3 separate regions of the Homo sapiens genome follow, and all the other regions are linked to region 3. The links are chromatin loops, found by intact Hi-C in ENCODE. Cell type or tissue: endothelial cell of umbilical vein. All regions are shown on one strand. Links, peaks and the distances in the headings refer to the core of each region. The heading gives the core; the rest is flanking DNA. Region 1 has its middle 56 kb from the start of KIF13A. Region 2 overlaps KIF13A (kinesin family member 13A). Region 3 overlaps KIF13A (kinesin family member 13A).

What was found. Hi-C counts contacts between places; a loop is a spot of excess contacts. Peaks named below come from ENCODE experiments on the same cell type or tissue, not always from the same donor. Only the 100,000 strongest peaks of a DNase experiment are listed, where the experiment ranks them.
Region 1: a loop joins it to region 3, with 3 times the contacts of the local background. A loop is called at or near these places in 2 of 110 quality-filtered maps.
Region 2: it touches region 3 in a loop (3.0-fold over the local background); 13 of 110 quality-filtered maps call a loop at or near these places.

Annotation. Positions count from the first base shown.
Region 1 is chr6:18,039,261-18,047,659 of GRCh38, reverse strand. No RefSeq gene overlaps it. Among named protein-coding and RNA genes, the nearest start is that of KIF13A, 56 kb to the right of the region's middle. In endothelial cell of umbilical vein, for the core only: no CTCF peak of the experiment used is centred there; a DNase peak (open chromatin) is centred at 4,239.
Region 2 is chr6:17,861,141-17,869,539 of GRCh38, reverse strand. The region is part of intron 4 of KIF13A (kinesin family member 13A); the gene reads left to right. Among named protein-coding and RNA genes, the nearest start is that of KIF13A, 120 kb to the left of the region's middle. In endothelial cell of umbilical vein, for the core only: no CTCF peak of the experiment used is centred there; DNase peaks (open chromatin) are centred at 1,389, 3,619 and 5,169; H3K27ac peaks cover 5,020 bases.
Region 3 is chr6:17,925,886-17,934,284 of GRCh38, reverse strand. All of the region lies in intron 2 of KIF13A (kinesin family member 13A), which reads left to right. Among named protein-coding and RNA genes, the nearest start is that of KIF13A, 58 kb to the left of the region's middle. RefSeq lists a silencer at 1-114. In endothelial cell of umbilical vein, for the core only: no CTCF peak of the experiment used is centred there; DNase peaks (open chromatin) are centred at 1,634, 3,764 and 5,414; H3K27ac peaks cover 5,118 bases.

The DNA.
Region 1 (8,399 bases), core at 237-8,236, 110 kb before region 3:
AGGAAGGAGAGGTAGCTTCCTTGTTGAAAGAGAACCATTCATGAAATATATGATATATAAAGAGAGACAAGGGAGGCAGAGTCACTTGGCTAGATCTCAAGATCTGACTAAGCCCACTTCAAATGATGTAGTTCCACTGCTTACAGACAGAAAAGCTCAGCATTCAGCAATTGTCCCAGTGCCCAAGTCAGCCCTGAGCCTAGGGACGCAAGGGTTTGAAGGAGGAACAATGGGAAAGGAGGCTGGAGGGTTTTATCCTTGGTACCTTCACACTTCTTCGTTATTCAGGCTGCCTTTCTTCCATCATGATGGCACTACCTCGTCTGTCTCCCCAAAATATTCATTCCCCAGTTTTACACATCTAGCTCTCAGCTCATGGTCAGCCACCGAAGCCTCGACGCTCATGTTCACAACACCAACATTTTTCAGCACATGCAAAGGCACACTCTTTCTAAAGAGTATTAAATTTTGACAAAGCATGCCTTAGAACAAAGAAGCTTCTAAGGTAATAACCTAGGAGACAGGCAGTGTAATTTTCAGGCAAAGGATTCGACCTGTACCACTCACACCATGTCACCTAAAGAGATGCCAGTACACCCTTTTTATAACATGTATCAATGATTTTCCTTTCACTCCTTTTACTAGGGATGAGGGACATGATCAATAGTAACGTCCTTAAAAGAGAAAAGCAATTTGGGGAACACAGGTAAAGTGCCAAAAGGCTATATGCCTCTATAACAGAAAGCACTGAAATACAGTTCATTGGGCACCATATATCTCTTTGAAAGGACTGTCAAACACAATTATTCAGAGCATAACATTTGGCACTTTTAAAATGTTAAGAGAAATTTCTCCGTCGGGTGCAGTGGCACACACCTGTAATCCCATGACTTTGGGAGGCAAAGGCGGGTGGATCACCTGAGGTCAGGAGTTGGAGACCAGCCTGGCCAACATGGCGAAACCCTGTCTCCACTAAAAATACAAAAATTAGCCGGGCGTGGTGGTGGGTACCTGTAATCCCACCTCCTTGGGAGGCTGAGGCAAAAGAATACCTTGAACCTGGGAGGTGGAGGTTGCAGTGAGCCAAGATCATGCCACCAATGCACTCCACCCTGGGCCACAGAGCAAAACTCTGTCTCAAAAAAAAAAAAAAAGAAATTTCTCACAGAAAGGAGAAACTTGTGATAGAATCACTTAAAAGCCAACTTAGAATAACTTCCTGGTTTTCACCTTTTTTTGGTATTTCATTTTTCACAGCTAAATTCTTATAAATTTGGGGCAAAAATATTAGAATCCAGTTTGCTTTTCTGTTCTGTGACTTTATTTTCACCCACCTCCCAAATGACTTTGAAGTGGGACTTCTGAATGTCAATCCTAGACAAAAGCTAATGTTGTAAAGGAAAAAGTAAATCTTTATTTTTAGCTAGAGAAAGAATTCCAAAAATTTTTCACCATTAGTGAGGAAGAACATTGAGATACTTGCCATCCATACACATAGAAGCCCAAACCTGTAATGGTGCATTTAATCCTAGGCAGTTCCTTTCTAGAAAGATAGCTCAAAAATATAGGAAAATTCAAAGAGGAGTGAAAATCTAGTAAGATTCAGAGATAGTGTTAAAGAGAAATATTAAAAGATATTTTAGATACCAGATACTTATTTTTAGTTAGTTAATTAGTTGGTTGTTATAATGGCATTGGGGTTACATTTTTAAATGCTTGTAAATTCTGAGATATATGTAGATGTATATAGGAGTTAAATTATATAATACTAGGAATTTGCTTTAAAACACTTCATTAAGAAAGGGAAGGAAGGGAGGGGGGAAGGGAGGGAGGGAGGGAGGAAGGAAGGAAGGAAGGAAGGAAGGAAAAAAGGAAGGGAAGAAGGGAGGGAGGGAGGGAAGGAGGGAGTGAGGGAGGGAGACAGAAGTAAAGCAAATGTGGCAAAATAGTGAATTTGAATCTAGGTGATGATGTATTCATTTCCTGAGGCTGCTGTAACAAATTACCTCAAATTGGGGGGCTTACAACAACAGAAACTTATTGTCTCACAGTTCTGGAAGCCAGAGGTCTGAAATCAAAACAGGGTCTTGCTCCCTCTGAAGGCTCTAAGGGAGAATCCTTCCTGCCTCTTCCAGCTTCTGGTGGCCTCAAGGGTTCTTGGCCATGGGCTCGGGCTCATAACTCCAATCCATTTCTCGTGATCACATGGCCTTCTCTTCTGTGTCTGTGTCTTCTCTGCTTCTGTCTCTTATAAGAATGCTTATCATTGAATTTAGAGCCCACTAGATAATTCAGGATGATCTCATTGTCAGATCTTTAATTATATCTGCAAAGACCTTCATTCCAAATAAAGTCACATTCATAAATTTTCAGCATCAGGACATGGGCATAACATTTTCAACCCACTACTGGACGTATGATATTATTATACTATTCTATTTTCTCTCTTTTTTAAGTAGTATTGAGTACTTTTTAAGATTTTATACTAAAAAAGTTTTTTACATTTTCGCTAAGCATTGAATTAGCAGAATTCAAAGAATTTTGTATTGTATTTTGCTAAGCATTGAATATGGCAGAATTCAAAGCAGAGAACTTTATAGCTGAGGCAGAAAGTACTGGGAATGTTCAGGGAACAGAGACATGTGAACTGATAAGGAATAATAGGGAGAAGCAACTTCCTTCCTTGTTGTCAACCAAACAGACACAGATACTGTACATAAAATAGTGCAAAGGAAGCATAGAATTCTTTCCAGGCTAACCTGATTCCATTTCCACTAGCATTCCCATCAACCTTTGCCTTTCTCTTTTCTAAAGGAACTGACGATGCTGGAGAGGAGGGATACGAGAGCCTCAGGCCTTTTTGTAAAACAACATTTTAGCTTCCAAATTAGGTCATGTCTATCCTGGGCCACACTGATTCAGGCTGCTTGTCCTCACATTAATGGTAATGTGATTGTTCCTATGTCAGGGCTGGCAGGGCTAAAAGCATGTCAGGTATGTTATCCACATATCTTCCACTTTGCTTTTTAGCACCTTCATCACCTCTAGGAAGATAACTTTCCCAGATACTAAAGTCAAGAAGCCACTCGAGCGCACTTCCTTAATTCACTTCCAAAAACGAAACGTTTTTTACTCTAGGCCCAGGACACACTCACAGCACAGAGAGCATGCAATGGGCCACGTGGTGCATGTAAGGGAGAAGGACCTTTCAATGGGAGGAACGAGGAGAAGGATGAGACTTCTTTTTTGCTTATGTTCTCTCTTCCATGTGGCTGGAAAAGTAGGAATGGCCTGGGGGATAAAAGTAAGGCTAGGGTATAGATGCTAATGTGAAAAGGGACGGCCTGGAGTTGCGCAAGTCACAACCTACACAGCTATATGTGGTGGCCCAGCTGGCCCCCACCTTATCACAGTAAGGAATACCAGATGAGGATTTAAGGTCATAGCAATATTAAAGAATGTTCATTTTGGCTGGGAGCGGTGGCTCCCACCTGTAGTCCCAACACTTGGGGAGGCCGAGGCAGGCAGATCACTTGAGGTCAGGAGTTCGAGACCAGCCTGGCGAACATGGTGAAAACCCCCTCTCTACTAAAAATAAAAAAAATTAGCCAGGCGCGGTGACAGACACCTGTAGTCCCAGCTACTCGGGAGGCTGAGGCAGAAGAATAGCTTGAACCTGGGAGGCAGAGGTTGCAGTGAGCCTAGACCACGCCATTGCACTCCAGCCTGGGCAACAGAGCAAGACTCCGTCTCAAAAAAAAAAAAAAAAAAGAAGAAGAAGAATGCTCATTTAATTTCTTGCCATGCTAGCTACCCCTCAGAAAAGTGTCAGTTTCCTCAGGCTAACCAACTAACATTGCCAGGCGTGGTGGCTCATGCTTATAATCCCAGAACTTTGAGAGGCCGAGTCAGGTGGATCATCTGAGGTCAGGAGTTCGAGACCAGCCTGACCAACAAGGCGAAACCCCGTCTCTACTAAAAATACAAAAAATTAGCTGGGTGTGGTGGCAGGCTCCTGTAGTCCCAGCTACTCAGGAGGCTGAGACAGGAGAATTGCTTGAACCCAGGAGACGGAGGTTGCAGTGAGCCAAGATCGAGTCATTACACTCCAGCCTGGGTGACATAGTAAGATTCCATCTCAAAAAAAAAAAAAAAGAAAGAAAGAAACTAACACTGAAGCAAATAGAAGCTTTTTGGCCATTTCCAGTGTGAGATTCCCACAGCATGACTCACCCTGCCACGGAGCTCTGGAGGGGAGCACTGGTAAAGCAGCTAAAGCCTTGACTGCTGCAGTCAGCATGGCCTCCAGGAACAACAGTGCTCTGCTGAGCAGGCTCCATGGGCCCTGCCCACTGACATCCACTTGTCAAAGTGGTGGGGTTAGGCAGCATGTTTTCCACCAGCCTCTTATGGATGTGGGACCGGATGGAGCCTCTGACCTAGGCAGGTATGAGCTGACTGTGACTTCTAGCCTGAACATGGCCAGACAGCTTCTTTCTGCCAGCAGCTTGAATGGAAAAGTAACAAGAAAAGGGGTCACTTAGCAGGAGAAAGAACAGAAAACAAAAGGATGCAGACACTGATGTCCAAGTGTTACAGGATCTCTGGGGTGTCAATTTTTCTGGTGGGAAACCTCTGCGGCCGAAGCACCTTTGCCCGAGTTCTCACCCTGCATCTAGGAAGAATGAGGTACACAGACAAGCGCAGGGTGGAGAAGAAGAGTTTTATTTAGTGTTAGAACAGCTCAGAGGAGTGGGTGGCTCAGGGCAGCGGAGGGGGTCCTTCCTGGGGCTGCTGAGGGTGCAGGCTGCAGAGACACCTGGCTCCCGCATCTAGGAGGGTGGCTGCAGCCACACCCTCACCCAGAAAGGCAGATCCTGCCTGCTGCCAGCCCTCCCCCAAGAGCACAGGGAGGCTCAGATGAATCCACAGCTACAGTTTGGGTTCCTGTAGCCCCACCCAGGAGAGTGGGGTTCCTGCCTGCTCTGTAGAGCAGGAGGCCTGGGTCTGCAGCTGCATTGGGCGGCTATAGCAGCACCCGGGGAGCTCCTGTCCCAACTCAGAAGGGGTGGGGCTCTCACCAGCTCCATGGAGTGTGCTGCCATCACAACTAGGTTTGTGTCCAGGATGGCCAAGCCAAGGAAAAGAAGGAGCAGAAACTATGAATATGCAGAAGAAACTCCCCTTGGGGAGAGGAGAGGATATAAGAAGAGAAGCAGGGGACCTAGCGTGTCCTAAGAGACCACAGGGAAAATGACAAAGGAAGAGAAGTGCTCTCTTTGTTGCAGGACTGGAGAGGCAGAGGTGGAGTGTCATTCAAAAAGCCATGTTAAATATCCTAACACAAACTTCTACTGGAAAATTTTAAAGTAATACAAAGTGCCAAATGTGAAGTTTCATGAATCTTGGCTGGCAGCAAACCACTGAGGATGATATGACCCTGGAAATCTATGTCAGAATCTCAGCTGGGTGAGGATGGAGCATGTGTGAAGTTGAAGTGCAGTTTTATCTAAGAGGGCAAAGGTTTAAAAAGATTGAGAAACTGGCCAGGCACGGTGGCTCACGCCTGTAATCTCAACACTTTGGGAGGCTGAGGCAGGTGGATCACCTGAGGTCAGGAGTTCAAGACCAGCCTGGCCAACATGGTGAAACTCCATCGCTACTAAAAATACAAAAAATTAGCCAGACGTGGTGGCACGTGCCTGTAATCCCAGCTACTTGGGAGGCTGAGGCAGGAATCACTTGAACCAGGAAGCGGAGGTTGCAGTGAGCTGAGATTGCGCCATTGCACTCCAGCCTGGGCAACAAGAGCGAAACTCCATCTCAAAAAAAAAAAAAAAAAAAAAAAAAAAAGATTGAGAAACTCTTCCCTTATACTTTCCTCACTTTTTCAATTCTCTGAATTCTCACTCTAATTTCCCTCTTGAAGATGCCCTTCTTTGATACCTGGGGAGCAGAGTAGAGCCTCTATAAGAGCTCTTTCTTCTATTTTAATGACATTGGTTTGCCTAAGAATGAAATATTAGTCCAAAAGTGAATGTGGACATTAATAATAGAGGCCAGTTATACCAAGCCAAGAAAAGCACTTAAAAAAAAAAACCAGCATTCAGAGGGAACAAATAATTTTAGCTGTCAAATCCAAAAATTGTGTATCTAACCCACTGAACTGTGGAATTTATTTTCTTACATAGCAAAAGATTCCTCAACTTAGTCAACAATCAGGCTACAAATTTCCGCATATCCATCTTTTTTTTTAAAGCAAAAAGTGTACATCAGTGTATTTAAAAAAATTTTTTTTATCTTCTGTAAATGTTATATTCTTAAATGTAAATTCTTAATGTAATGCACATCTTCAGGCCTATTAGAGAGAACACAAGGAACAAATTGCTCAGTGAAAAGCACATGAACTTCCATATTAGAAAGGAGTCCCAACTCTGACATCCCCCTCCTTTCTAGCTGTTTGATTTGGGAAGAAATTGGTTTAACGGTTTAACAACTGTCTTTTGGGTTTTTTTTTTGGTGGGAGGGACAGAGTCTAGCTCTGTAGCCCAGGCTGGAGGGCAGTGGTGCGATCTCAGCTCACTGTAACCTCTGCCTCCCAGGTTCAAACAATTCTTCTCCTCAGCCTGCTGAGTAGCTGGGACTACAGGTATACGCCACCACACCTGGCTAAGTTTTGTTGTTGTTGTTGTTGTGTTTTTGGGTTTTTTTTTTTTTTTTTTTGAGACAGAGTCTCACTCTGTCGCCCAGGCTGGAGTGCAGTGGTGCGATCTTGGCTCACTGCAAGCTCAGCCTCTTGGGTTCATGCCATTCTCCTACCTCAGCTTCTCAATAGCTGGGACTACAGGCGCCTGCCACCACGCCTGGCTAATTTTTTTGTATTTTTTTAGTAGAGATGGGGTTTCACTGTGTTAGCCAAGATGGTCTTGATCTCCTGACCTCATGATCTGCCTGCCTCGGCCTCCCAAAGTGCTGGGATTACAGGTGTGAGCCACTGCGCCCAGCCCATTTTTTGTATTTTAGTAGAAATGGAGTTTCACCATGTTGCCCAGGCTGGTGTCGAACTCCTGAGCTCAGGCAATCCACCCGCCTTAGCCTCCCAAAGTGCTAGGATTACAGGCATGAGCCACCGCACCTGGCTAACAAGTTTTTAATCTTCGATTTCTTGATCTATTGAATGTTTAGAGTATGACTTATTCATAGGGCTTTGGAGAAACAAAAATGAACTTTTTCAAAGGGTGAATATCACTCTCCATTTAGTTGTCCAAGTTAGAAACTTATGAATCATTCCTAATACCTCCTAGTCTCTCACTCTCCACGTGTAATCCAAAAGTAATCCAGTAGGTTCACCCTTCAAAATATATCTCAATTATTCCCCCTTGTCTCCATCACCACCACTGTTATTAGTCTTAGACGTCATGGTTTTTCACATTCACTGCTGCTCCCATCTCCAGACTGGTGTCTCCACTTGCTTTTCCCTCGGTCCCCAGTCTACCCCATATAGCAGCTCGTTTTTTAAAAGCATAAATCATACCATTCTTCTGCTTAATTCTGATGATGTCCCACTATAGATAGATAGATAATTTTTTTTTTCTTTGAGACAGAGTCTCACTCTCTCCCTCAGGCTGGAGTGCAGTGGTGTGATCTCAGCTCACTGCAACCTCTGCCTCTCAGGTTCAAGCGATTCTCATGCCTCAGCCTCCCAAATAGCTGGGATTACAGGCGCGTGCCACTACACCTGGCTAATTTGTGTATTTTCAGTAGAGATGGGGTTTCACCATGTTGGCCAGGCTGGTCTCAAACTCCTGACCTCAGGTGATCTGCCTGCCTCGGCCTCCCACCACTATAATTTTTAAATGACATCTTCACTGAGATATAATTCACATACCATAAAACTCGCCCTCTTACAGTATACAAATTAAAATACACAATGTGGTTTTAGTGTTTTCACAATGTTCAATCATAACCACTATCTAATTCCAGAACACTTTCATCACCCCAGAAAGAAACCCAATACTCATAAGTAGTTACTACTATTCCCACCCCTTCCAGCCCCTAACAAACACTAATCGATTTTCTCTCTCTATGGATTTGTCTGTTCTGGACATTTCATATAAATGGAATATTATAATACATGACTTTTGAGGTCTGGCTTCTTTCACTTAACATAATGCTTTCAAGATTGATCTGTGTGTCAGCATGTATTAGTACTTCATTTATTTTAATTGCCAAGTAATATTCCATTGTGTGGATATACCATATTTTGTTTATTCACTCATGAACATTTGGTTATTTTCACTTTTTGACTATTACAAATAATGCTATGAACATTCATGTGCACATTTTTGTGAGGACATGTATTTTCAATTATCTTGGGTATATTCATAAGAATAAAAATG
Region 2 (8,399 bases), core at 321-8,320, 65 kb after region 3:
AAGGCCGGGTGAGTTACTGAATCTCACGATCCTTCTGTTTCCTCATATGGTAAATAAGGATACTAATAGTTCTGATCTCATAGGGTTGATCTGAGGGCTAAATAATGTATTCATTTAAAGTGCTTAATCCAGTAAGTACCTGGCGACTTAGGGAGGAGGAAGCACTGCCTTAATGTTTATCGTTGTCTTTATTATTGTCTCATTGTGACAGGAGTCAGCACTTTGGAAAGAAAATGCAATGTACTGAGATTTATGACAACTGGTTTTGCCACAAACTGCTAGACCTTGGGCAGGATAATTTCTGTGGGTCTCTGTTCTTCATCTGTGAAAGGAGGAGATACAGCCTGGAATGATCTCAGATCCCCTCCAGCTCTCTGATAAAACATGAATCAGCCATTTTATGTTGGCCACACAGCTGTTCCAGTGGACTTTTCAGAGGCAAATTAAAGGCTTATTTGTTAAGCCATTCACATTGCATTGAATCATGCTTTGAGGTATTTTACATTTTATTTATTTGTGTTTTTTTTTTTTTTTTTTTTTTTTTTTTTTTGAGAGGGAGTCTCCCTCTGTCGCCCAGAGTGCAGTGGCACGATCTCGGCTCACTGCAACCTCCGCCTCCTTGGGTTCAAGCGATTCTCCTGCCTCAGCCTCCTGAGTAGCTGGGATTACAGACATATGCCACCACACCTGGCTAATTTTTGTATTTTTTAGTAGAGACAGGGTTTCACCATGTTGGCCAGGCTGGCCTTGAACTCCTGACCTCAAGTGATCAGCATCCCAAAGTGCTGAGATTACAGGCATGAGCGACTGTGCCCAGCCAGGAATTATTTTACATTTGAAATATATTATCTCTTCCTCCTATTAGCTTTTGGCTAGGTAGTTGTAATAATGTTTGTCTGGCAGATAATTCTGAAGCAAAAATTTTTTTTTTGCTTCAAAAAGAATTTTGAAGCAAAAACCCTGTGTAAGGGCTAATGAAAAAAAAAAACAGAAATAACCTGCAGAATTAGATACCTGGAGCATGGCATTTCTACATAAACTCATATGTTCTCCCGAACTTCATATATACATGCAGATGTACACAGATCCACATTTAAGATTATAAGTTAGTATATTATAGTCAATACTGATAAACTTGAAAGCAGTCTTTGTAAATGTTTAAGTCACTGCTGATTGCAATTAAAGCATTCTTGACAATGAATCAATACATTTTTTAACATTTCTAAAATGTGCCATGTTAGTAGATAACAGTGACTTCCAGTAACTTTGGTTTTTATTTTCTTCCCAGCTCTACAGAAATCTTCATATCAAAAATAAAAAAAAAGCAGTCTGGTAGTGGCATATCTGGGGTCAGTGTGGATGTGAACATTCCCTGGCCTGAGAGATTCTAAACTGTTGACTCAGAAATTATATAACAGTTCTTGCCATATGGCATGTTGCTCAAATGTGCTGAAGCCATGTGTCTTCGAGCATTGTTAATGCCCTGCAACTCAGGAGAAAGGTTGTACATCTGCCTCTTATTCTGCTAGCATTGCTTTATACTGTGAGGGGACAGAAGAGCACCTCCAATCTGTGGACTAATGCAGTGGGAAGAGCAGCCATGTTTGATTCTGTTCCCATCATGGGGGATTTTATGTGCTCAGAGCTAGAAATGATTTCTGCTTCATATTGCTTAACTAAATATTAACTTAACTAACCAGAATCGTAATGAGACAAAACATTTGTGCAGCAAAATTTACATTCTAAAAGCCAACAGTAGCCAAAATAGAACCAATTTCTTAGCTGAGTTCTACAATATTAATTTGTTCTAGCATATTGTATTGGTTCATTATTTTACTATTCAGGTGGTCTGTTTGAATGAAGTCTTTTTTCTAGTAGTTAAAAGCACAGGCTCTGGAGTCACACTTCTTGTGCTCAAATTCTGCCTCTGCCACTTCCCAACTGTGTGGCTGTAGGCAATAATAACAGCACCTCCTTATTATAAATCTTGTGGGTTGAAATGAGATTATGTATATGAAGCACTCAGCAAGTGCCTTGCACAGAGGAAACACTCAATAATTGTTAGCTATTGGGTTTAAACCATAAAAGTTTTCCCTATAGTTATGAGCAATGCTAGTAGTTGCTACTTGAACAGTTTGTTAAAGTAGGGATTCATTATAAATGATGCATGCCATTTTAAAAAACATTTATGAAAAAATATGCCAAATCCTCCCAGATTTTTGTTTTTCTTTTATGGTCTTTTATAAATTATCTCACTCATACTCAATTTGTCATTTCTTTTGGTGACTCACCTTTATCAAGTTGTTCCTAAGCATTCTATTTAGAGTTTTCTTAGAATCAGCAGCCCTCTTTTTTGCATTTGTTAATTAAATTATGTAATTACAGAGAAGTACAACTGACATAGAACAGTTTAGGAGCAAATACAACTGACCCTTTGTACAAGCATAACTCAGCTGGTGAGAGTCCAGAGAGTAGCCTCCCAGCTGGGGTGATTTAGCATGCAGGGGGCATTTCATAGATGGAAGAGAGAATGTTGGGTAATCCAGAGAATTGGATAAGAAGGTCAGTTAAGAAAAATTTTTCTTGTAAAGGATGTTAAAAAATAAATGAGCTTTGCTAATCGTGTTAAATTTTTTTAAGTGTATATATATGTGTGTGTGTAAATATATATATATATATATATATATATATATATATATATATATATATATGCGCTGCTTTTTTGTTCTCCCCTTTACTCACCTATTTTTTATCCTATCAAATCCCATTTTCTTCAATACCTCCCTTTCTTTGTCCACATTTGTTCCTTAGGGTGTTTGTTGGACCCAGAAACATCATTTAACTTGTGTTTAGAGGGGTGAATAACAATAGCAATAGATAGTACAACCCTGAGCATTGAATCCCAAGCACTGTGCCGATCCCTCTACATGCACTAGGTGATAAGATTGTCAAAGCACCCAGTCAGGTAGAAACTATTACTGCCCCCATTTTACAGATAAGAAAACTGAGGTTTAGCGAAGCCCTGCTCCCTATGAGAGCACTGAAAGCATTGGTAAATGTGGATGTTAGTTAATGACATGTATGCTGGTGAAAATTTTATGGATTCTACTCCAGCCTATGGTGCTCCTCTCCTCTCTCATCCTGAAGAGTCATTCAATATGACTCCTAAGGAAGTCATATTGAAGTGCTCTGGCTTAGAACCTAGCCAGGAATACTACTAAAGTTACCCTCACTCCTGTCAGAAGTTCTCTAGGATCCTTATATTTGGTTTGGGCTTTGTTTTAACCTCGCCTCAAATACTATAAATATTGTGCAGCCCACAATCCAGAAGAGATGTTGAGTTGGGTCTGCTTCTTTGTCAGAGAGAGGGGGTGTAAAACACCATCAAATAAGATAGAAATGAAGGTTTACTTTGTCAGCAGTTATTTTATGGGAAACACCCTCCTGTATGACTCCAACACACATTCTCTGTAAGACATTCTTCACAGGTGAGTGGCTTTATATTCTTTCTTCATTCTCGAGACCAGTGCCCAGGGCAGTGGTTGCATGACCTCCTCCTTGGTGAATCAGCCACTGTGTCCAGCAACAAAAAAAGACCATGCTCATGGCCAGCCCCAGTGCTGTTGCTGTGGTGGAAACATCCATCTGGATGAGTCAGCCGTGCCATGCTGCAAGCCAGACTTCCAGACTAACACTGATAGCTTTTGAATGCTACAGTGGAAAATGTGTCCGTGGTCTATTACCCTCATGGCCTGGTTTCTTGGGATCTTCTTACCAGGCACCTCAATGGTAGACTTTTCTGTAGTTGATTAAAACTTAAATCTAGCAATACCAAGTCAAGCCTTACAGCTTCAGTTTCTTTATCTGAACTCTGTAGTTTTTGGTCATTTAACTTAAACCAGGTTTGAAATCACTACATATGAGAATTTTTGAAAGCTGCACTTCCATACACCAAAGATTTTTGAGAAAGGAATTTATTTAAACCTCATCCAAGCTGGGCATTCTTCACCCCTTCAGGTATGTGAGAAGAACCTGTCTGGTCTTGCGCTGTCCAGGTGCTCTGATTTGGAGCTGGGCCACCTGCCAAGTCCAGACTCATCAAAATCGCTGTGCCTGTCAGCCCTGTTTAGAAGTGAAAAAACACCCTCACAAATGAGTAGGCCCAGGAATTCCAAGTCATAAATAGTGAGCCCAGCCTTTATTTTTTTTTTTTCCTCTCTCTCTCTACTCTGATTCCAAAGAGAAGAGATAGGGAAAGGAAGGAAAACTGGGGGCTCAGTTTAAACTGATGAAATTATTGATCGTGTTCAAATATTGGATGCTTTTCTATGTAGTTACTTTAGAAAAACAAGAAATACTCTGTGCATATGCCAGGTCTGATCTGTGCATCACCATGCTTAGTGTTTTATTCAGCCATGGGCCATAGGTGTCTGCCTTGTTTAATGCAGATTTTAAACAAGATAGGGCGTATATCCTCCCATTTCATTCTCTCACTTTCTAGAACACAGCCCACTGTGACTCTTTTATCCTGTGCCTCTTCAGTCATCAGATGTTGGGTGTAGGAATGATAGCTGCATTTTTCCTTCCATCCCTGGTTTCTTTCTTGCTATAGAAAGAGATTTGCCTTGGTTACCCATCTCCCAGTACACACACATGGTGGCTTTGAGCCTATTGCTGCTGTTCTAAGTAGGGACAGATTATGCACAAGTGTGGACACCCAAGGGTGTTAGCTTTTCAAAGATCTCTGTCAGGCTGGGTACAATGACTATAATTCCAGCACTTTGTGAGGCCAAGGTGGGAGGCTCACTTGAGGCTAGGAGCTCAAGATCAGCTCAGACAACATAGCAAGATCTTATCTCTACTAAAAAATAAAAATAAAAAATTAGCCATAAGTGGTGGCACACACCTGTAGTCCTAGCTACTCAGGAGGCTGAAACAGGAGGATTCCTTGAACCTCGAGGAGTTAGAGGCTGTAGTGAGCTATAATCACACCACTGCACTCTAGCCTGGTGGAAGAGCAAGACCCTATCTCTTTCAAAAAAGAAAAAGATTCATATCGTATGTGACTCAGGGTTGGGTGACTCAGGTCTGTGACTTTGCTTGTAGAAATTCCATACAGGAGCTCTCTCTGTTGTTCTGACATTGTGTTATGGGTTACTTTGGGCATGCCTGTGTTTTAAGACTTGTTCACATGATTATAGAAGGTCTAATCATAAACCCCAGAGGAAATTGGCATTGTGGTCATGGTTATTAACAAGTGAGGTCAGGCTTGCCCTGTGAATTTGCTGCACCAGGCATGTGGAGCTAACATCTGCAGAGTGGCCACCGCCTTTTTGGCATCGGTTCTGCTGAAAAGTCACAGGCCTCTTGGATTTGACAATGTTATGGCTCTGCTCGGATTGTCTGGGATAGAAACAAATACTCATAGATCCTCCTGCTTCCCACGGGACTTAACGAACCTTCGTTTATGGGCTGGTATGCTTTCCCCTAGACAAATAGCACCTCATTCTATTTGAGTGTAAACTAGTCGGAAAACGTTTAGGGTGGAGATATTGCGTCTTTTATGGGATCCACCCATGCACTGTTTGAATTCCCTGATTCCCACCACTCAGCGTAAACAGCTCCTTTTTTCATGAACTGAGGTTCAAAAAGCAGTTGGCAAGTCGTCTTTTCCTATGCTGAGAAAAGGGACTGTTGTGTTTAAAAAATAGAAGTGAACAAAGCAAAAACAAAACAAAACAAAAAAAACAAAAATCCTTCGGTCTTTTGGATAAACTAGGGTCTCTTCAAGAGACCATATGAGGGTTCTTGATATTTCATATTTTCTATTGCAGAATGAAGTGTAGCCATCATCTGTGTTTCACTGACAGCTGATTGCAAGAGAGGACAGAGACTGTATCAACAGTCATAGTGCCTTTTTAGGCTTTGGTTGACAATTTGGCCTTTTTTATCGTTCTTTTTCCTATACCAGTGGTGCCCTGAAGGTCACCAAACCGAAGAATTGGTTAAGTATAACTCCGGCCACGAGTTCACACAGCTGAAAAGGCACCAGAAGGGCAGAATAAGGGGAACTCTAGAACCTGTCCCACTCACAGTTTTGCTGATATAGTTTTTTATATTGGGTTTTTTTTTTCCCTGTACCCTTCTCAGTGTTAAAAAAAAAAAAAGAAAGTATTTTTCTTATAATAGACAATATGGATTAGCATACCCTGGCCCCAGTAATGATACTGTTCCTTCATCTCATCATGTCCATGCACACACAAACACACACCCCACCCTTTCTGTCCTCCACCCCCTTAAATGTGAGAGTCACCACCATCATATTTGGTCGGTAATATTTTTTAAATGGGACCTCTGTGGGAGCTAGAAAAATAGCGATAATTGGTTCCTTTCAGAAATCTTTCTAAGAACAAGTATCTTTTCTTTTTAATGTTTTGTTTTAAGAGATGGGGTCTTGCTCTGTCGTTCAGGCTGGAGTGCAGTGGCACGATCGTGGCTCACTCTAGCCTCAACCTCCTAGGCTCAAACAATCCTCCACCACCATGCCTGGCTAATTTTGTTTTTTTGTTTGTTTGTTTGTTTGTTTGTTTTTGAGACGCAGTCTCGCTCTGTCGCCTGAGCTGGAGTGCAGTGGCGCGATTTCGGCTCACTGCGACATCCACCTCCCGGGTTCACGCCATTCTCCTGCCTCAGCCTCCCGAGTAGCTGGGACTACAGGCACCCGCCACCATGCCCAGCTAATTTTTTATATTTTTAGTAGAGATGGGATTTCACCATGTTAGCCAGGTTGGTCTCAATCTCCTGACCTCGTGATTCACCCACCTTGGCCTCCCAAAGTGCTGGGATTACAGGTATGAACCACCATGCCCGGCTCATACCTGGCTAATTTTTTATTTTTTGTAGAGATAGGGGTCTCACTATTTTGCCTGGGCTGGTCTTGAGCTCCTGCCCTCAAGAGATCCTCCCACCTCAGCCTCCCAAACTGTTGGGATTGCAGGCATGAGCCACCACACCTGACCTTTTTCCTTTTATCTTTGAAATTGGATTATGCCACAAAATTGTTGCAAAAATGAAGGAGCCATCTGAAGGAAAAATAACTAGATAATTTTTCTTTGCAGTAAAATGAATTATAGTTGATTAAAGACTTAAGAGATGATAATAATAGATAATAACTAAAATATATTCTAGATTTATACTGGCCACGCACTATGGTAAGTACTTTACCTATATTGGTTTATTAAACCATCCCAGTAGCCCACTTAGGTAGCAACTATTAGTCTTATTTTACCGATAAACTGGGAACCTTCCCAGTGTCACATAGCTGGTAAGAAGTAAAACTCAGGTTTGAAAGTCAAATTGTAAAAACAGTGGTGGTGCACATCTATAATCCCAGTTGTTTGGGAGGCTGATGCAGGAGGATTACCTGAGCCCAGTCATTTGAAGCTGCCATAAGCTGTGATCCCGCCACCACACTCCAGCCTGGACACAAAGCGAGATCCTGTCTCCAAAATAACTAAAATAAATAATAACAAAAATAAAACTAGAAGAAAATATGGGTGAGTTCTATATAATTTGGGGGTGAAAAAGGATTTGTGAGGCATAGCACATATCATAGGCAGAAATCATGAAGGAAAAGAGAAAAGATTTGAATATGAAAGACCAGGAGCTTTCGTATGACCAAGAATAAGGTAAGACCGATAGGCAGATGACAGACTGGGAAAAAATATTTATAACATATAAGATAGACCAGTGGTTAATATCCTCAATATGTAATGAGGATTTTAAAATTAATGAGAAGAAAAGCAATGGCTAGCGCAAGGACTTAAATAGTCAACTTACTAAAGTGTTAATACAAATGAACAATAAATAGAAGAAAAATTATCCAAACAAGAGGCTTTTCTTTCCTACTGACTCAGTCAGAACTAAGAAGAATGATCACAGGGATTGTTGTTGAGAGTGTTGTAAGTAGAGACCAATGCATTTTTAGAGAACTTGGAGATTTGATTTTTTGAAGTTTTGCCTAGTAAAGTCAATAGGAAACTGCACAGAGGTAAACATGTAAGAATAAACATTGCAGAAAAATAAAAGGAAATAATCTAAATATCCATAGTAGGGAACTGATTGCATCCATTATTCATACAATGGAAAGCTGAGCTCCTGTTAAAAATGCTAATGTTGATGTATATTTGTAGAGATGGGAAAATGTTCATTATTTCTTGTCTTAAAACAGAATGCATTGTCTTTGAGACACAAAGCCATAGTAATAAAATGTATTCCAGTCTCTCTAGACTCCAATCTTGTGTAAATTTGTAAAAATACATGGAGAATGAAAAATTTTTTCAGAAACGTAGTATAATCATTTTCAATTTTTTATGTTGTTTTTCTCAGATTTTTTCTTT
Region 3 (8,399 bases), core at 338-8,337:
CAAGCCGGGCCCTCTGCTCTGACCTCACACAGGTCACTTAAGAATTTGAAGAAGGCCAATGTCCTGTGGCCATTAGACAGTAGTGTGAGAGATGGAAAGAGGTGCCTTTTGTAATTACGAAGAAACTGTGTCCTGGTTTTTATGAAAATGCTTGTCTTTTTATTCTTTTCAACTTAAATGTTTACTTTTTCGCATTCTTCAAAAAAAAATAAAAGTTGACCCTAACGACACAATTTAGATTGAATTGAGTTATAAAAGGCAGCTTTCTTTATCTGTGAGAGAAAATATAACTTGAAATCCTATGTTTCCATAGTTACATTGCATTGTAATAAGATAAAAGCAGGACTAAGGGATATGTTTGAAAGGCGCTCCAGGAGCTGGCTGAGATAAATGTGATTATTAAGCCACTGTGCCAGGCTTTGGTGGGGAGCTAGGCAGGCAGGTCGAACTAGTTGAAATTTCCCATTAGAAGAAAGGCATTTCTAATGCTTTGTGTTGAAGGTAAAAGTGAACCACAGAAACACACTATTGCTTCTGCATTGGAAGTTTATATTTCACTCATACTTAGAATCAGAACTTGTTAAAGTAGTTGCTTTTGGAACTGTACATAATATTTTTCCCGTGTCAGGAAATCAATAAACTTAAAAAAAAATCTAAATTGTTGGTTTGATCATTCTGATTTCTACTCCTTCTTATGTCCCATTTAGTTAATTATTTTCTTTATTCAAAGAATACTGGAAGGCCAAAACATTGTGGCCCACACCTATAATCCCAGCACTTTGGGAGGCCAAGGCAGAAGGATCACTTGAGTCCAGGAGTTTGAGACCAGCCTGGGCAACATAGTGAGACCTTGTCTCTACAAAAAAAAAAAAAAAAAAAATGAGCTGGGTGTGGTGGTGCGTGCCAGCTACTTGGGAGGCTGAGGCAGGAGTATCACTTGAGCTCAGGAGGTTGAGGCTACAGGGAGCTCAGGAGGTTTCTAACAAAGAAAGATGCAGTTGGTATGCACTCTTTCTTGGTTAAGAGGAGAGATTGCCAACCAGTACATCTTTTATAGGTGCTGTAAAATCATGTTATACCTGCACTTTCTTGGGTTTCCTTTGTTCCCATCACTTGACAACTCTTAAATTCATGTTCTCCAGCCATTCTTTTCATTATTAATAGAAGAGAAACTGGGCCCAGGAAGGTTCAAGGATATGGCCGAGGTCACAGAGCCTTTCTCTTCTTTTAAAGAAACAATGATACACTTTAGATATTCTTATCTTACTGTGAATTAATTTTTTTTTCTAATTAAGCTTTTTGGGTGACCTTGAGCAAATGAAAAGCTTGACTTTTTCCTCTGCTTTACCGTATTGTGATTTCCTTGGGGTTGGCAGAGATTTGGAAAGGGATGTATTCCAGAACTGGAAAAATAATTTGGCCAAATTAAGCAAAATCTCCATGGGATGTTGGTGCCACTTACCCCAGTTTTTTTTTTTTTTCTTTCCATTCTCACAGACTTCCTCCTCGCTTCAACCCTCTCTCTGCTATCTGAGTCAAGGCCTCTGGCCTGCATACAAGCTGTAGGAGCTTGCATAGCGTTTCTGGAATCTGTACAGTAGTGCTGTGCTGTGGTGGGGTGGGGAGAAGGCAAATACAAGGGTGTTGAGGTGACAGTTCCGGTGTGTCAGATTGGTGGGTCAGAGAACTGTTTGCTCAGTGCCAGAATGTTGGAAAACAAAAGCAAGTTTCTAAGTAACCCCAAAATAGATTCACAGGCAGGATCAAGAAGCTAATGCAGATGTTCCTTATTTTTTAGAAAGAAGATCTAAAAGCCTTATGCAACTATGCAGAATTTCTAAAATGGATTTCATAAGGTCGCAACGTTACTAAATGACTTGTTTATTCAGCCAGCAATGCTTTAGTCTGGCTGACTCTTGGTGTTTAATTGCATTAGTTCTATGAAGCATTTTGTGATGTTGTTCACCGATGTACAAGGCATTCGGGCATACAATACAGTATTTATGCAATATTTAGGTGATTTTCAAAATATAAGCCTGGTGCCAAATATGGATGTAAAATTTTAAACAGTATGTCTACCATAACCCCATTTGGGAGGGGAAAAGTTATGTGTGTGTATCTGTGTGTGTGTCTAGCATGTGTCGGTGGTTCTCAAACTTTGACATACATCGGAGTCACCTGGAGGGCTTATTAAAACACAGATTGCTGTGTCTTCCCCTAGAGTTTCTTATTCAGTAGGTCTGCAGTGGGGCTCAAGCATTTGCTTTTCCAGTGAGTTTCCAGGTGATGCTGATGCTGTTAGTCTGGGGACCACAGTTTGGGAACCATTGTGGGGAACAGAAGCATAGAAACAAATCTAGAAGGAAAATTTACCATTATTGTTTAACAATAGTTATCTTATGTCTGGATAATGGGATTACTGGGGCTCTTTATTTTTCTTTTATACTTTCTGCATTTTTTTCCCATTATCATTAGAAGAAATCGCATTTAAAAGTTTTTCTGAGGCTCTAATACCTACGCTGTCATGAACACACAGTTGTTACTGTCTTCTATTGTCCAGTCTTACAATGTTGTCATTTATGACCACAGAGCTTCATGGAACCAGGTGAGGTGGTGCATGCCTGAAGTCCCACTTACCAGGGAGGCTGAAGTAGGAAGATCACTTGAGTCCAGGAGTTTGAGACCAGCCTAGGCAACATAGCAGGATCCTATTTCTAAGAAAAAGTTTAAAAATAAATAAGAACAAAGCATCAAGAATGCAATATTTTGTGTCCCTGGTTTTTATTTTGCCTTCCCAACATGTGAGTTTTTAGGGTACCTTTATCACTTCTTATTTTACTACATGGTGCTAAACACATGGTAAGTGTTCAATAGGTACTCAATAGCCCCATTAGTTAGAATTGATTCTTTTATGCCACATCACTTCTCTTAAGACTCCATGGAATACTATTTCATGAGTGCAAATTGTGTTTGATATCCATTTGAAAGAGGAAGATCTCATCAAAATCTGAAAGAACAGTAAAGAATTTGTATAAGGTAGCAAAATAAGACAAAGCTAAAGTGATAATCCAGCTCTCGTGACCTTAGAATAAACTGGTCAACCAAGAACAAAACTCTAGCACTAGAAATAGCACTTTATTATGTGAAAGCTCTCACAGTTTGGCCTTTAACATTTTAGGAATAATAAGTGTGTAACATCACACATAAAAAACAAAGCCTTAAGAATGTGGTGTTTTCCCATGAAAGAACAGCAAGGATATTATGCATATATGTGTGTTTCATTGATATTTTAGGAAGGCCCTTTGTTAATCAAAAATGAACCTGCCGGATGTTGATTAGTGGAGAAAACACTTAGAATACAGAGAACAATTTTTAAGCCTGAGTCTACCAAATTCTAGGCAAGTTCCTTAACCCCTTGTGTAAACCGTATTCTGTAAATGGGAACATTGGTCTGTAAACAGTTTGGATTTTCACAATGATCAAGTGAACTCATGCTTGAGAAAGCCTGTTAGAAGCGTGTTAAAATCCTCTGAACTCCAGGGTAGTGGTAGTGAGATCACCACTGTCCCTTTTCTTTTCCCAGCCCTGTGGTCTATTGTGGAAACTTACTTAACTCCCTGGATTTTCTGTCCCAGGGAAGGTTATGGCAAAGTGTGGCAAATCCAGGTTCTTCTAGTCTACCTTCCATCCTGCCCAGCTAATTTGGCAGTACCACTCAGCCTTTGTATGAACTCTGAGGTCAGGCAACTTTAGCAAATGCAAGATAGCTTCTGAATGCTGTTTTTCCTGATAACGTAAGTTCCTTTCCTATTACCCTGTTTCCAGGAAATTAAAATAATTACTGTCTCTGTGGAAATGCATGAATCCGTTATTTTAAAAAATGATTTATCACCTGAGGAATTTGTTACTTCTTGTTCAGTGCCTGTATTAGGAAGCTAAGGAATTAGGCATTTGTGAGCTCTCCCTTATACATTCTCATGGTGCTTCACAATGCCCGCTAAGCTGGTACTTCTTTCATCTCCTTCCTAAGTAAATACTCCCAAATGGTTTAATGTATATTGATGAAAGTTTCAAAATAAATTGTGCTTCTTTTTTTTCCAGGAAAGGGGTAATGTTGTTCTCCTTTCTAGTTTCCGTAGCACTTGGCCAAGTTTTGTCACCTGTTAAGTCCTTTTATCCTTCAGAGAGCAAAAGGATAATACACTTCACAAATGATATCTTTTTAAGCATTGCAGGCAGACTGTAGCCCCATTTTTAGTCCTGTTTGTTTGACTTAAGGTTCAGTGAGTCTTGTGTAACAGTTGCCCTTCTTGTCAGCTGTCTTTCAACTGTGCCGTTGACTGTTGTCTGGTTGTGGGATTAGTGCCATCATGAAGACTGGCTAATGTGTTTGCATGTAGTGCCTCATTCCTGCTACAGGAGGAGGTCAGAAAGGTAAAACCAGGCCAGGTGTGGTGGCTCACGCCTATAACCCCAACACTTTGGGAGGCTGAGGCAGGAGAATCACTTGAGGTCGGGTTTGAGATCAGCCTGGGCAACATAGTGAGACCCTGTCTTCCCTCCCACCAAAAATAGTTGAGAGTGCGGCCGGGCGCGGTGGCTCACGCCTGTAATCCCAGCACTTTGGGAGGCCAAGGCGGGCAGATCATGAGGTCAGGAGGTCGAGACCATGCTGGCTAACACGGTGAAACCCCGTCTCTACTAAAAATACAAAAAATTAGCCGGGCATGGTGGCGGGCGCCTGTAGTCCCAGCTACTTGGGAGGCTGAGGCAGGAGAATGCCGTGAACCCGGGAGGCAGAGCTTGCAGTGAGCCAAGATCGTGCCACTGCACTCCAGCCTGGCCAACAGAGCGAGACTCTGTCTCAAAAAAAAAAAAAATAGTCGAGAGTGCTGCACACACCTCTAGTCCTAGCTGTTTGGGAGACTGAAGCTAGAGCATTGTTTGAGCCCAGAAATTCAAAGCTGCAATGAGCTATGATGGCGCCACTGCATTCTAGCCTTGCCTTGGTGACAGAGTGAGACCCTGCCCTCCCCATGCGCCCCCCACCTTGTCTCTCTCTCTCTGTCTCTCTCACACACACACATAGGTAAAGCCAGGTGATAAGAATTTCGTTTTTAGCCTAAAATATGCTTTACAAAGCAGGTAGTGATTTAACAAATTGTGAGAATCCTGTACCTTTTTCTCAAAGAGCTCCTTTGTTTTTTTTTTTTTTTTTTTTTTTTGAGAAATTCTTTTCTTTTGAGTTATTGCTGTGGCATGAGCTCATTCTGGAATGCTCACATGATCAAATTGTTTGTAATCTTGTGTTTAGCTTTTAGGTTATTTATAGTGTCTATGATCTTACATTAAATTCTTTCCATTATATAATGGAAATATACATTTCCATTATGTACCAGTCTTTCTTTCTAAGTTCAGGTTTAAATGATTCATGTGACCAAAGGTATTCTGAAGTTGAAGTTTAGGACTTTATGTGACCTCTATTATGTGTTTTCTGTGAACATCTTTTTAACCATCATAATTTTTTGCATGGTTATATTCTGATGACATTTAACACATGTGACCTTACTTGAAGCAGGGAAATACAGTTTCTTACTTTGTGGTGTTCTAATGGTAAACTATCTTGGACAGCATGATACAGAGCAGCAAAGAGAAGGTATTTATAGTGAGGCATTTGACTGCTTTGTAGTCTCCTTGTAGCATAATAGATACAGCAGAATAAAGTGAACTCCGGATTTCCTTTTCCCTCAATCCCTTTGCAGCACTTTGGTCCATGAAGTAGAACCCATTGTGGCTCCTCTGCCCTTTGGTGGTGGCCTCTGATGTGGCTAGCACCTGGTATTCCCAGGTTCTGTAGCTGTCTGGATCCACTGACACCACCACCTTAGGGCTCTGAGAGTGTCTAGATTCTCTCATGTTACTGATTCCAACTGGTGTGGAAAGGTTTCCTTGAACTTCATCTGAGACAGGTTTGGAGTACTTTGAACATTTTAGAAAATAAACCCCAAAAATATGTTCACACAAAACACCTACGCTATAGAGAAGCATGCACATGAGGGGTAGTCATTTTGGTTCATGAAACTGTACTGTGCAAAGTCTGATGAAGATGGGATGAGTTGGCCCAGGTGACTAGCTTCACAGACTTCAGTTTATTTTTCCATACTTAAACCAGCCTGGGAAGTAGATACCTAAATTTCTGCAGGAGGTCTTCAGCTTTCATATATTGCATTTTCTCGCAGCCTGTGTGATTTTGCACAGTATACAGGACAGAAAGATTCTAGACTGCCTTTCTCTTGCTGAAGCCTGTCTTTCACATATCAGCTGGCTGATGACTGTGAGTGGTCAGGGTGTTGTTGCTGTCTGCTGGTGCCAGCCTCTGGAGTGTAGGGGGTGCTGCTCTGGTGCTGCACGGGCTCACGCCAAGAGGCCTGCCAGGTGGAAGTTGCTTGTTTATTCCAAGAGTCTTCTTGCCTGGACCAGCCTCCCATATCCTCACCATCCCATTGCCTCTGAGAGAAATCTCACTCTTTTTCTCTGTCTCAGTACCTAGCAATTATGGAGGTGGGAAATTAATTGTACTCTGATTCATATTTTTATTGTGGCAAAATATACTTAAAATTGATCATTTTAGCCGTTTAAAAGTGTACAATTCAGTGGTATCAAATACATTCACAGTGTTATGCAGCCATCACCACTATTCATTTTCAGAACTTCTTCATCATCCCAAACAGAAAGTCTATACCCATTAAATAACTCCTTATTTTCTGTCCCCCACCCCCAACCAAGCCCCTGGGAACTGCTCTTCTACTTTCTGTCTCTATGAATTTAACTACTCTGGGTACCTCATGTAAGTAGAATCATACAGTGTTTATCCTTTTGTGTCTGTCTTATTTCACTTAGCATAATGTTCATCCATGTTGTAGCATGTATCAGACTTCCCTTCCTATTTATGGCTGAATAATATTCCATTGTAGTATATACCCCATTTTGTTTATTAATTTGTCCACTGATGGACACTTGGGTTGTTTCCACCTTTTGACTGTTGTCAGTAATCCTGCTATGAATACTGGTATGCAAATATCTGTTCAAGTTCCTGCATTCACTTTTTATCTGTTTAAGTTCCTGCATTCACTTTTTTTTTTTTTTGAGACAGAGTCTTGCTCTGTTGCCCAGTCTGGAGGGCATGGTGTGATCTCAGCTCACTGCAACCCCTGTCTCCTGGGTTCAAGCAATTCTTGCATCTCAGCCCCCTGAGTAGCGGGGACTGCAGTCACATGCACCACCACACCTGGCTAATTTTTGTATTTTTAGTAGAGATGAGGTTTCACCATGTTGGCGCAGCTGGTCTCGAACTCCTGATCTGAAGTGATCTGCCTGCCTCGACCTCCCAAAGTGCCGAGATTACAGGTATGAGCCACCGCGCCCAGTCCCTGCTTTCTCTTCTTTTGGGTATATTCCCAGAAGTGGAATTGTTGGATTCTGATTACATTTTAAGGAACTACTTTCAGATAGTAGCTACAAGTTGTTTATCATCTGAATATATCCTAATATACTTAAACATTCTCCACTTATTACACTCTGAGATTATAAGTAATTTTTACGTCAAAGAAAATTTCAGTCTCCTTCTTATTAGTCCGATGCTTTTCCAGTGAGTATATAATTGGGGATGCCTTCTAGCCGAGAAGCAGCTGGTGAAACTTTGTTCTAAATATCAGAAAAACCTCCTACATGTGTTTTAAAGAAACGTACCAGGGGCCAGGCATGGTGGCTCACACCTGTAATACCAGCACTTTGGGAGGCCGAGGCAGGCAGATCACTTGAGGCTGGAGTTCAAGACCAGCCTGGCCAACATGGCAAAACACCATCTCTACTAAAAATACAAAAATTAGCCGGGTGTGGTGGTGCGTGCCTGTTATCCCAGCTACTCGGGAGACTGAGGCACGAGAATCACTTGAACCCAGGAGACAGAAGGTTGCAGTGAGCCAAGATTGTGCCACTGCATTCCAGTCTGGGTGACAGAGTGAGACTCTGCCTCAAAAAAATAAAGAAATGCACCAGGAGACAGATAAATTTAGGAATTCGTGGAAGTTTACAAGAACTGAATGTTGGTCACTCTATATATTAATACAAGATAAGCAATGCATTTCTTTTCAGAATTAGTAGGACCGTGGACATGATGACTACTTTAATTATATGTCTGGTTCTGACATCTTCATTATAAGATGAGCATTTTACATAAGAGCATCATAGATACAGCTGCCTCTTCTGGTGCTGTGGGCACAGCAGATTCTCTTTAAGAGTTGGGTTAGGGGCAGGTTAGTAGTAACTGACATATTTAGTAATTGTAGCTATTTATACTGCTAACTAAATTTTCCTTCTGATTTGCTGCTCTCCTAGCC